2 separate regions of the Mus musculus genome follow, and region 2 is linked to region 1. The links are chromatin loops, found by intact Hi-C in ENCODE. Cell type or tissue: left cerebral cortex. All regions are shown on one strand. Each heading gives the region's core, and the rest is flanking DNA. Links, peaks and the distances in the headings are about the cores only.

The links. A loop is a pair of places that touch in the nucleus more often than their neighbours do. Peaks named below come from ENCODE experiments on the same cell type or tissue, not always from the same donor. Only the 100,000 strongest peaks of a DNase experiment are listed, where the experiment ranks them.
Region 2: it touches region 1 in a loop (4-fold over the local background); 40 of 42 quality-filtered maps call a loop at or near these places.

The regions. Positions count from the first base shown.
Region 1 is chr1:82,972,661-82,980,978 of GRCm38, forward strand. No RefSeq gene overlaps it. Among named protein-coding and RNA genes, the nearest start is that of Slc19a3, 62 kb to the right of the region's middle. In left cerebral cortex, for the core only: no CTCF peak of the experiment used is centred there; a DNase peak (open chromatin) is centred at 3,566; H3K27ac peaks cover 793 bases.
Region 2 is chr1:82,792,559-82,797,558 of GRCm38, forward strand. No RefSeq gene overlaps it. Among named protein-coding and RNA genes, the nearest start is that of Gm34286, 14 kb to the right of the region's middle. In left cerebral cortex, for the core only: CTCF peaks have their summits at 1,062 and 2,527 (motif pointing right); DNase peaks (open chromatin) are centred at 1,100, 1,623 and 3,653; H3K27ac peaks cover 278 bases.

The DNA.
Region 1 (8,318 bases), core at 1,520-6,519:
TACGGAAAGGTATGTTGGTAAACTTTACAGTCGCCTTGCCTAAACTGGTAATGCTGGCATACAACTGTAATCCCTGAACTTTGGGAGGATGAAATGGGTTGTCATGAGTTCAAGGACAGTTAGGGCTAGAGAGAAAGACCCTCTCAGAAACTAACTGAACCCATGAGATCGCTCAACACTTGCCGTACACTCCTGCTGACCTAAGCTTGAGCTCTGGGAAGAGTTCTGCAATCCCAGTGCTTTTACAGTGAGGTGAGAGGCAGGCAGAGGCAGGAGAATCTCTTTCAAGTTTTTAGACCAGCTAATGTGAAGTAGAGTGTTTGCAGAGTGGCAGGTCTCAAGAAAGACCCTGAGTCAGTAAGGCTGGAGGCAGGAAATGTTTCCTTAAAGGTCCTCTGACTTTTCCATATATGCTGTGCATGTCACACACACATACATGCACACACACAACACCACCACCACCTCTAATAATAATAATAATAATAATAATAATAATAATAATAACAACAGTAACAACAACGATAACAGCGAACAACAACAATGTAAAACAACAAACAAACAAAACAAAAAACCCCATTCATCTTAGTAGGGAAAGTTTTGATAAATTGACTTATAGTTTTACTACACTATCATAAGAATTATGTAAAAACAATGTTTAGTTCCAGTCTAACCCTAACTTTAATATCATGGTTCTCAATCAGGGTTTTTTGTTTGTTTGCATTTTCATTTTCATGGCAATATCTGAAGACACACTTGTCATGACCAGGCACATGCTGGCCTCTAGTGGTTTATAGTGATTGATTGTATGGTTCTTCCTCTCTCAGGACAGCAAACAGCCCTCACAACAAAGCCTTCTCCAGACAGAATGCCAGTGTGTGAGGATAGGAGACACTGACTTCAGTCCTGATCTGACTGGGCACATGTTTGTAGCTATCCAGCACATCCCTAGGACAAACTCATTTTATGACATACACTGTACGTTTACTAATAATGTGCTCCTTGCTCTGAGCTGGGCACGCAATTCGTGACTTTCCTATAGTTCTGGCTTGCTTTCTTAAAAATGTGGCTTAAATGTAGGAGGCCTGATGTCAGCAGCAGATCTATTTGGTTTTGCCTAAAAAGTTGACACTAATCAGGGTTCTTGGTATTACAAAGAGACTAAAGAATATTTGAATCAGAAGGTTTTAGCTAGTTGCTTTTCTGCACATTCCCCGGAGATGACAGCATTTTATGGGATAGAAGAGGGTCTCCTTCCTTATCTCTAGAAGCCAGTACTTAGGATGCTAATGAGTTTAGTAGGAACTGAATTCTAAAATGGGATTCTAGGAGTCAAGTGACTAAGAAAGGAAAGCCAGAGTACCAATGCAACAATGGGCCCTGACAATGTCAATAGCTAGAGGGGTGTGGCACAACTTGACATTAAAATAAATAACTTCAAAGCTTCATTTGATGTCAGGAAAACACGTGCAATGCCGGGTTGCTTCAAAGGCGGCTCCTAGCTCTGCCTTCTCTTCCTTTAGAGCTCGATGTGTATCAGATCACATAACTGTGTCTGCGCCTGCATCTCCAGCTACCTACCACAGACTCCTTTAAAAATTATCTCAAAGGTGACAAAACGTGAGGAATAGAATATCTTGGGAATAGAAAGACTGTACGGGCAAGTATGTAAACAACTTCCTAACTATGGCTCTTCTGATGGACATTAACCAAGCTGAACTCAGGAGGGGCTTGAAGAGTCAGTCCAGCATCTAGCTGGAAACCTTCAGTCCTGAAAGCCCTTTTTGAGGCCACCATAGGTCACTCAATGTCTCCACCTGTTTCCTGTGAGATAAAATGAGTATCAGTTATCCGGCTGTAAGGAAGTAAGGATAAAGTGGTCACCAGTGGACTCCAGGGTACATGATAAACAGCCAGTTGCGCAGACATCCGTGTTTACGCTCTGACTGCCCCGCCCTCTTATGTGGGGCCTCTCCGGTCCCCTGTACTCCTCTGCAACCATGGGGATGACCGAAGATCGCTCGCTGACTGATAGAACTGTGTTCTTGGTCCTTACCAATGACAATGGCATATAAGTGTGATATCACGAGAGGCTTTTATTTTTTTAGAGTTAGGGAAGCAAAAGTTCCAGGGATGTGTCTGATGAGGAGGTCTTAGGACAGGGCCGTCCTTTGGAGACTTTAAACTGGAGACGAAGCATCAACAGACATTGCTAAGTAAGCCTGGGCTTTGTGCTGCTGGCAGGAGCTCCTTCCCATGTTGCTGATGACACAGAACCTTATTTTAACGAGTATTTAAATGTGAATAAAAAGCTTTTGGGGGTGAAGATTTACAGAACAGGTAGACCCCTTAGTCATTTATGTATTTATTTATGCATTTATGTATTTACGTATTTATTTACAATCCAGCTGTTGCTCCCCTACCTGGTCCCGTCCTCACACAGCTCCTTATTCCATCCCTCCCTCCCATCTCTGAGAGAGTGCTCCCCCACCACAAGGCCTCTCCCTTCCTTGAGCCTCAAGTCTCTCTAGGATTAGGCACATCTTCTCCTACTGAGGCCAGACCAGGCAGTCTTCTGCTAGATACGTGTCGGGGGCCTTGGAACAGCTTGTGTTTGCTGCCTACTTGGTGGCTTAGTGTCTGAAAGCTTCCAGAGGTCCAGGTTCATTCTTAAACATTATTCTAGAAGCGAACATTGGCTCAGCATCAGTATCCTAACTTAATTTAAGTATCACCTATCTAGGCATGCCTATTTGATTTTAACACCTTTTTTTCCCCCAGAAAGAGAACTGCCCGACATCTAAAGAAGCTTGAGTCTTTCTAGGGGATTAGAGAGATGGCTCAGTGATTGAGAGGGCTGCTTGCTTCCGCAAAAGATCTAAGTTCAGGTCCCAGCACCTATGTCAAGTGGCTCACAGCATTGGTAACTCCAGGTCCAGGGGGTCTAATACTCTCTCTGGCCTCTGAAGGCACTTGTATGCATGTGCACATGCACACACACACACAGACATACACACAAACACAATGCACATACATGCACACAAGCATTCATGTAAACACACAAATAATAATATTTTTAGAAATGGTTTTCTAACATTAGAAACAGGAATAAGGGCTTACATCTCTACTAGGACCGAGAAGTGAGAGGTTACAACGGTAGGACTCAGGCTGACTAAATGAAGAACAGTGACTCTCCATAGAAAGGCAACAGCTCCAGGAGAAAGGTCAACAACTCAGTCCTTGACCACTTCCTTCCTGGAGCCTTTCTGACCTATTCCAGCTCCGCCCACTCCCGATGTTCAGACTATTTCCTGTAAGATCTTATTGCAAGGCACTCTAGTCAGTGAGTCAGGCCCAAAGCCACCTCTGCTACTTACACACCTGGACCATTGGCAGCTGCCTGACTCTCTTTGTGTCTGACTCCTCATCTGCAAAGCAGAGATGATACCACACTATGAGGACTACCCGTGTTAACACATCCCAGAATGGCACACTCTACACCTTCATCAATAAGCATAGCTGTACTTTGGATGCTTTTGGAAGGCACTGATGTTCCAATATGCAAATCTTGATGTTAGTTGAAAGACTCCTCGAAAGCAGGGACAAACTTTATCCCCCCAGGAATAGCACAGTGTCTGACTCATCAAACGTATCCTAGAGGCTCAGACAGGACATCATTCATTTTTGTTCCTTTTTTTTTTTCTTTTCTTCGTTCCTTCCCTCCTCCTGTGGTGGTTTGAATAGGAATGACCTACATAGAATCACATGTCTGAGTGTTTAGCCATAAGGAGTGGCACTGTTTGGAGGTGTGGCCTTATCAGAGTAGGTGTGGCTTTTTTGGAGAAAGTGTGTCACTGTGGGGATGGGCTTTAAAGTCTATTTTGCTCAGCACCATGTCTGCCTGCACAACAACATGCTTCCCACCATGATGATAATGGACTAAATCTCTGAACTGTAAGCCAGCCCCAGTTAAATTTGTTTTTATTTATAAGGGTTGCTATGGCATTGCTTCACAGCAGTAGAAACCCTAACTAGGACACCTCCCTTCTTTTGTGCATGTGTGGTATATGTATGTGGTATATATATTTTTTTGTATGTACAGGTATGAATGCACTCTCTTGCATCAATGAGTGCGGAGAACAAGGACAATGTCAGATTCTTCCTCAAATACTTTTCTTATTAAAACAGAAGTTCACTTTCTAGGCTAGGCTGGCCATTTATCAAAGCCAAATGTCTTTGTGGCTATAGCAATCCTGTCCATGGTATTTCTGAACCTGTATTAGGAGGATGGCAAGTGTATTCATTAACTGTCAAAAGACAGCATGGGCTCATTTCATCAGTCAGGGTTCTGCCTATGGGCACAGACTCTGAACTAAAGATTCAAATCTATGGAAAATTAATGACTCTAAGGGGACACACAAAACATGATATTCTTTGATTCTATGGTCTATCTAAAATAGAATGGAGTGAAAAATTGGACATAATAGATTCAGACAATCCTTCCTAAGGGCTCTGTTCCAAATCCTTAGGTATTTTCCACTTTTTAAAAAGTGAGTGGAATAATTATAAGGGTGAAAAAATTCAGTGAATGTTCAACCTCAGGTCACTTGAGTGGCTTGAATTATCATCCTTCAAGCAGGTATCAGATTTTAATTAATTTTAAACCTACTTCTACAAAGGTCATTGGGACTGTAGTTAAAGTGTTGCCATATGAATGCTGTGATTGTTTTCTTAATTATATTATACTGTACATTCTTAGTCTTGAGGAGAAGGCCAGATGCATGGAAAACAGTGGTCCAGGGTTGGTCATCTGTCCTAGCATTGTTTTGGGTTACTGTCCTGTAGTCAGGGAGTCTGGCTCATAAACATTCCAGCTAAAACTATAACCATCATGTGGACCATCAGGGTGTCTGTCCCTGTTGTACTTAATCCCGATCTTTCTCAAATGCCTTAACATGTTCGAGTCCTACTGTTATAGAGATAAAAATTATTCTCTTTACTCCTTGTGTGGAGTAGATGGTGTTAAATGGAGAAGATTTGGGGTTGCCATCTCATATGAGTAATACTATGCCTCTGTTTGGAGTTATCTTTCTATGATGTGGACCCGGTCACCCCGGAATTTACAAGAACCAATGAATTGCTGCTAGAACAAAAATCTCATAATGTCTGACCCAGCTGTGGTATTATGATATGTGGCATTATGATAAAAATATCTTTTACATTGTAAGAGACTGAGACTTTGTATAGACTTCATAGTGTAATTTACTGGATGTACCTTTAAGAGAGCTGAAAGTAGTCTCTATATTCCAGTTCCTTATGACTCAGTGTTAGTAGTACTTTTTTTCTGGAAGTGTTGGTTAATACACACTGGCTACATGGGTCAGATCTTCTGGAATTTTAGTTGCACCACTGAACTTGCTATTTGGATGTCATGAACAGCTCATTTTAATGGAGTGAAATTGTTTGATACCAATTTTGGTACAAAAGAGTGGGGGTGTCCTGTAACAGGACTTAAAATGTGGAAGAGGTTTTGGGCTTTGGTAATGGGCAAAAGCCAGAAGTATTTTTGAAACATTGTATATCTGTTTGACAATGGTGACAGAATTGTGGACTTTAACTACAGAGCTGGAGAAGGTTCCGAAGGAAGCTAGGAGTCGCATCTGTCTATAGTTGATTTAGATGAAGAGATCTGGGACTTAGAGCTGATAACATTCAGATGACAGTTTTGGACCCAAGTTTGGTGCTGGAATGGTGTGAATACATTTAGTACTAGGGAAGGACACTGGCTGTGTTTCCAGCCCAGGACAAGTGTTAGGAAGCAGAGAGCTGAGCTTGCTTTTTGAGCCCACTCTTCCTGTACTTGTTTACGGTATTGGGAGTTGAACCCAAGACCTTGTTCATGCTAGGAAGTTGCTGTTCCACTGAGCTATAACACCACACCTTTTTGTACTTTCTAGTTTTGAGAGAGGATTTAAGTAAATCACCTAGGCTAGGCTAGGCTAGCCTTGAACTTGAGATCCTCCTGACTTGACTTCCTAGGCAGCTGAGATTAGTGATTGTTGCCAGGCTTGGCTAAAGGGAAGACCAAGATGAGTGCCCTTATGCAAACCCTAAGTCATGGAGAAGAAACTAAGTTAGACACACAGAGCAAAATGACCACCATGTGTAGACTGATGTAGAGACAGGAATGACATGTCTACAAGTGAAAGAACATGAAAGACTGCCAGGAAACAGAAACAGGAAGCCTTGGTACTCAGAGGCCACATAACTCTATGTCTTTGGACTTTGAATCTTTAATACTATCATAAAATAATTTATGCTACTTAATCCAACTGATTTTTGGTACTCAACTATAGACAGTTAGGGAATGGACATAGACTTAATACCTATAATTGAAATTTTTAATGATTTGCACAAAATATGATTATCTTTACAACAATAAATGCAAAAGCTGTTCAGTGGTAAAGAGCTTGCCTAGCATGTGTGAGGCCCCATGTTCAATCCCCAGCATGCCCCCCCAAATGTCCCAATTTTCCTATTCCTATACTTTCATCATTGCTGAATAGAAATAGAACAGATGCATCTTTATTTATATATGTGGTGAAAAGTTTCATTTGTTTTTGAGCTACCCATAAATATCCTCAATTAGGTAATGCACATTGGCTGAACCCCATATGGTTGTTTGAGAGCTTAGATGTTTTTACAGAAGACTGAAGAGCAAGTCTTAATGACTGCTTACTGTACGAAAGGCAAAGGGGCTAAGGAGTTGACTGACTCAAGTGCCAAATAAAAACTTGCAAACTTCTTTATAGTCATTGCTCTATTTACACAGATTTCACACCTGAGATAGCAATATGTATTGCTAATGCTTTTCTTGATCATTCCTGGGAGATCTGTGTACCCTGAGAATGAAGATATCTCTGGTGTGGGCTGCTGATGCTGGATGTCTTTTCAGGTTTATACTTTCAGCCACTGGAGGAGCCTGAATGCTCATAGCGTCCTTGGCATTCAGAGACTCTCTGGGGAAGAAAATATGAGTGAGCAAAAGGGAGGGAAGGAGAGAGGGAGGGAGGGAGGGAGGAAGGGAGGGAGGGAGGAAGGGAGGGAAGAAGACAGGCAAGCAGGGAGGAAGGAAGGAAGGAAGGAAGGAAGGAAGGAAGGAAGGAAGGAAGGAAGGAAGGAAGGAAGGAAAGAAGCAAGCAAGGAAGGAGGTAGAGGAAGAAGGAAGAATGGAAAGGAAGAAGGAAAGAAGGCTGGGAGGCAGGCAGCCATCCATCAGGTAGTTAAGGTGGGCTTGCTCTTACTCACTCCTCCACTTGTATCCTGTCTCCCTCATCACAATCAGAACGGTGACATGGCCTGGTCAGAACCAAGAATTTGACACACAATAACATCTTGCTCAAATGCTAAGTATGAGTAAGTTGTATAGAGTTTTCCCAATATAAAACTTATCTTTTCACAACTGGCATTATCATTACAGAAAATGTGCTTTGAAGAAGGGAGAGGGGTAGAAGTTAGCTCAGTGTGTAGAACCTGTATGTATCCCTGGGCTTAAGTTCAAGGACTTCTTCCATTTTTTTTTTTTAAGCAGCCCATGTCTGTTGCTCAGCTTTTTGTCACTGGGTAATCATCTGGTAAAGGGGAAAGGTTGTTCTGGTTCACAGTTTGATTGGCATGCTGCCTAGGGCCTGGGTTGAGGCAGAACATCATGGTGGACATACATAGCAGAACAAAACCACTCACCCAAGGGTGGAAAGTGAAAGAGTACGAGAAAAGGCCTAGGGTCCCACAAACTCCTTCAAAGCTGCTCCCTTAGAGACCTCCTATCAGGGCCATATTCTCTTTTAAAAAATAAAAATAACTGATGAAAGTCATGATATTCAGTTCAGGCTGACCTTGAACATGTGATGTTCCTGCCTCACTCTGCTCAGTGCAGATGAGAGGTAATTACTCCCTTCCTGGACTAGGCTTCTCACTTCTTAAAGATTCTCCAATCTTCCAACAGCAACACTGGCTGAAGATGAGGCCTTTCTACAAGGGCTTTTGGGAGACTCTCAAGATCTAAGCTACATCATTGGTTTTCTTCTAGAATCTTCTCTTGGCAAAGGAATTGTTTTAGAAGTTTTGTTGGAAATAGATATAACTCATACTGAGTCTGAAAGCAAATTATGAGGTAGGAACTGGTGAACAAATGCTAAGTATAGAAATCCTCTCTTTTGAACATGTTGCATCTCAACAGGCTATTTGAAATTTATTTTAACTCTACACTGAATGTGTCACAAGACTGTCTACCCCTGGTACTGTGTGAAAGACTGAGTTAT
Region 2 (5,000 bases), core at 1-5,000, 180 kb before region 1:
CTCAGTGGTTAAGGTCCAGTACCGCTTCTCCAAAGGACCTGGGTTTGGTTCCCAGCATCACTGCCTGTAACTCCAGCTCCAGGGGATCTAATGGCATCTTCTGGCCTCTGCGAACCCCCAAACACATATATCATACACTCACATTCATACAAACACATACATAAAAATCCACCAGGGTGGAAAGGTGGCTCAGTGGTTAAGTTTACACTGTTCTTTCAGAGGACCTGAGTTCAGTTCCCAGCACCTACATGAGGCAGCTCACAACTGCCTGTAAACTTGTTTTCGCATAGGTTTAAATGTACAGTGAAGATGCTCTGTTGTCCCTTTTCATCAGTCACCTGATTTCTACCAAAGGTGTCAACCATGCATAGCTAGGTCTCAAGTCCTTTTTAAAGATTGTCTCTAAATAAGTTAGGGAACAATGTTAAGTGAGCGTTCCACCCTCGAACTCAACAGTCAGCTCAGACTGGCCTTGAACTCACAATTCTCCCAGTGCCAGGATTACAGAGATGTCTGCGTCTTTGAGACCATCTTCCTGTTTAAATCCAAATGAATTCTTAAAAGCAATATATCAAATATACATCAGTTTGTACGAAGTGTATTAGCTTGTTAGGCCCAACGAAAGGAAAGCCCTGGTTCTGTAGGGATTTGCTGAAGATCAGTCTGACTAAGAGAACCATGTTTGCACTGTGATTCGGTTCTCTAGAGTCTGATACAGCATATTTCTTGTCCCTTACTGTCTAGTTCCTCTTCCATGAATCATATCAATTAGTCACTAGTCCTTTCCCTTTCACACTGAGAAGGGCCTCAGTCCTGAAAATGAGAGGACAGAGACCTTTGTATGCAAGATTTTTGCTTATGAAGACTCAAAAAAAAAAAAAAGTTGAAGATGCAACTGGACATATAGCACAATACAGTCAAGGACACATTGGGCAATCAAGACATTGGCTGGATCTAGGAAGACAACACATGTGTTCTGTTCCTGCAGCTAGGAGCTGACTGGACCCACAACAGCTTGTGAGATTTCCTAGATGTTTTTACAAAGAAAGGTATGGTGTAAAGCTGAGGCAGGAGGCGCTAGAGTTTAAGGCTAGTCTATACTACATAATGAACATATCAAATAAATGAGTAAGTAAATAAAAGTTCACCAAACAATGCAAAGTTTCTGCATTGAAAAATTGCTTTGATTAGTTTTACTAGCTTAGTGGAAACTAGACTGTGCAAATCTGACACCCTTGGGTGTCTGAGAGAAGAGTCTCATTCCTTTGGTAAGGGACCTGCCTTGGTTCATGAATAACAGTGTGTAATTTCTCATCTTGGCTTACAGAATGGGATCCACTCTTGTGTGCATGTCCCCTGCTGTGCTGGCAGCAGCTAACTGTTAACTTGGGGTCTAATGAACAATTAAAAGCTTTGAAAAAAAAAAAAAACAACTAACAACAACAAAACCAACTCAGCTTCCTAAATCTTAGTATGACACCCTCACTAATTTTTCAACTGCGTTTCACAGTTGAGCCATTTGTCTGAACACTTTATTTATAGGTTGACAATTCTTGGTAGCCTCAGGCAGCTTAGAGTGTCTTTTGTAACAGCAGGGACCCACCTCCTCCTTCAGCAAGCTGTTCTACTTGGAGGGCTTGTGGGAAGGGATGGGGAGCCCGTGTGTTTGGGCTTATGGACTCTGCAGGCTGTCTGGATTCTCTGTGGGAGACCGGTGCCTCTTGCCTGCTCCTTCCTTCCCATGAGGGGGTACATGAGCTTGCTAGGCAGATACTATTGAGCCCAAGGTATCGTGTTTAGAATTTTGCTGGGCAGGTATTATTGAGTCTGAAGATACTGCCTTTAGAGTTTTCCTGAAGTCCAGCCTATGAGGGCAAGAACTCCAAGCAACCACTCCTGATATTTACAGAGAAGACACAGTACAGAAAGGAAGGAGCTGTCGCTGGGACACAGATCGGTCCGTTACCCTATCTGCGTAGTTCCTTGGCCTGTGGGCACAGGTCTGCCATGCAGTGTCTGTGTGATCCTTGAAGTTTCCACATATGCTCGTTTGCTTCTGGTTATTCCAAGTTGGTTGTCTTTTGATCAGTTCTCCCACCCCTATAGGCAGGCCAAGTAAAAACCAATTCAATGACTCCTCTCTCAAGCCCATCGGAGAGAATGGGGATTTCCTAGAGTTTCATTTTTTTCCTATTGCTTCCCAGACACTGCAGGTCCTACTTCCTGTTGTCTTCTATAGAAGCTTCCCTCACCCCCATAGCTCAACAGTCATGTGACCTGCCCTTTCTCTCAATGCTCTCACCTGGATTAGTTTATCTTTTTTTAAAAGATCTATTTGTTTATTTATTTATTTGTTTGTTTATTTAATGTATATGGGTACACTGTAGCTGTACCGATGGTTGTGAGCCATCATGTGATTGCTAGGAATGAAGGTTGCTCGCTCCGGTCTGTCCCACTCACCCTGGTCAGAAGATTTATTTATTATTATATCTAAGTACACTGTAGCTGTCTTCAGATGCACCAGAAGAGGGCGTCAGATCTCATTACTGATGGTTGTGAGCCACCATGTGGTTGCTGGGATTTGAACTCAGGACCTCAGGAAGAGCAGTCAGTGCTCTTAACCACTGAGCCACCTTGCCAGCTCCTGGATTAATTTATCTTTACCATCTTTTATATGTGTCACTAACTACCCAACCCAGACTATGAATGGTCTGAGCTCCCTGAGCATAGAGATATCCGATTACTAAAACATGACCTCACTTGCAGGTATTAAAAATATTTATTAAAAGCTTAGGAAACCTCTACCTATGTGAGGCCCAGTGTCCACAACAACACTCTAGGTGGGGTTCATGACTCATCAAATAACTATGCTTTAGACTTACAGTTTTGTCAACTGATGACAGTTATGGGGAAATGGAAACTTGAGAAGCAGCTGAACTTTGAGAGGAGGCCGCCTTGACATTTGTAAGTAACCAGAGCCCAGTTCAAAGTGCTCAGAACTGAACTGAAGCAATGCATAGTCTCCTGGAGGGTCCAATTAACCAAGGGTCTTCCATTTAGTACACATTTGTTGGAATCCTCCTGCGTAGCAGAATCCATGGTGTGCTCAGGTGAAAAAAAAAATGTACAGGAGACACTCACCCCAGATGTGGGAAGCACTGTCTTATAGACTGAGACCCTAGACCAGATGCTGAAACAGAAAGCAATCTGAGAGTCAGGGACCATCTCTCTACTTCCTGACTGTAGATGAGGTGTGACCTGCCTCGCATTCCGCAGCTGTGACTTCCCTGCTGGGATAGACGGGCCCTCAAACCTCGAGCCAGAATAAACCCTTCCTTCCTTAAGGTGCTATTTTAGGTTTTTGTTTTGTTTTAATTCAAAACAATGAGAACATGGTATGTTTAGAGAGTCCTTTATAAGAGAATCCCCTAGTCTGTGGGCAGAAACAGGAAAGAGCAGTTTACCTTAGGAGATTTTAGTAGCCAAGGAAACAGTAAACCGCCAGGACTCGAAATAGGAATTTCAGAAAGTACTCAGTCCAGGAAGATGTCTCAACCAGGAGCTCATGGGAGGAACCGTGTGTTCAGCAGGCATGAGTGTCAAGACCCGAGCCAGAGGTGAGATAGCGTTAGGAAGAATTATCTGCCAAGCCTGAAGAAGCCCAGCACTGTCTGACTCAGAAGAGCCGGTGCCAGCAACAAGGAGAGGGAAGGAGCAAGCAGAGACAGGCGAAGCAAAGGAAGAAACGTTGCCACATGGCCACGACGCAGCCCAGGGAGGAAATGCTCGTGCAGGAGGAAGTCTCCTGTGCAAACTCGAGATGTGGTGGCCTACAGCTGGAATCCCAGCGTATGGCTTGGGAAGACCGATGGGAGGGTGCAGAGGTGAGAGGAATGTTTAAGCTCAGAAGTTTGAGACCAGCCTACAGCATAGTGAAACTCCATCTGTATAGGAAACCAAAGCCAACAGTCAGGCTCCAAAGATACGGCTCAGTGGTGAAGAGTGTGTACTGGTCTTCAAAGGTCTCGGCTTCAACTCTGAGCATCCGCAACAGATGCACCCAATGCTTGTAACTCAGATGCACAAACTGCCTGTAACTCCAGCCTTAAGGGTATTACCTTCTTCTGGTCTCCACAAAGTGCTCTCTCCCATGTACGCATCCACCACTCCCGCCATATGTATATACAAATACATTAAAATAAATCTGAAAAAAAAATCAGGTGTGAGCAAGGTAAACGGGGGTGGGAAGGAGGGGAAGGGAGGTTGTTGGCCTGCAGTCCATACCCCAGGGCCTGCATGGCGGAAGCATCCAGGTTTGTTGCCCCGGCTCCCATGGGGGGTCTGCCTTTGTCAAGCTTCACAGGAGCAAGTTTTACGCACTCGCGAGTACATGCTATGCAAGAAGCTGAGTTATGTCTTTGCTCCCTCTCACATCTACCCAGGCGAAATGGTTTTCAGAGTCAGTTGAGCTAGCACATCCATTATCTCACAGAGGCTAGAGCATGGTAGAAGGACCTATTGTCTGTCCCCTTAGCAAATGTTCTGTGTTGTCTTGGTCTGCTTTCTGACACTGTAACAAAATGTTTAAAGCTTGGGAATTTACTAAGAAAAGAGGTTCAGATCACTTTGTGGTGGTGGAGGCTGGGAAGTTCGATGTCAGAGGCTCGGCATCCACGGGGCTTCCGGTAAGAAGGGCCTTCCTCTTATGTCAGCAGTATGACACAGCAGAAAGCTTTGCACAAGGGTGACACAGCAAACATATTGGGTAGTGTTACACAAGTCACTCCTCCAATGATCCATTGACCCACAAACATGCTAATCCATTTAGGAGGGCAGACCTGATCAATCTGAGCAAATGCCCCCCATCTCCAGAAAGAACTAACATGAATTTGGGTGGTGAGGTTTCTCACACATGAAACATAAAGGTGAGTTGAGGTGATAATGTCAGTGCTAGAGTCCTTCCCTAACGTGCTCTGAGCTTGAATCACCGCAGAACAAGT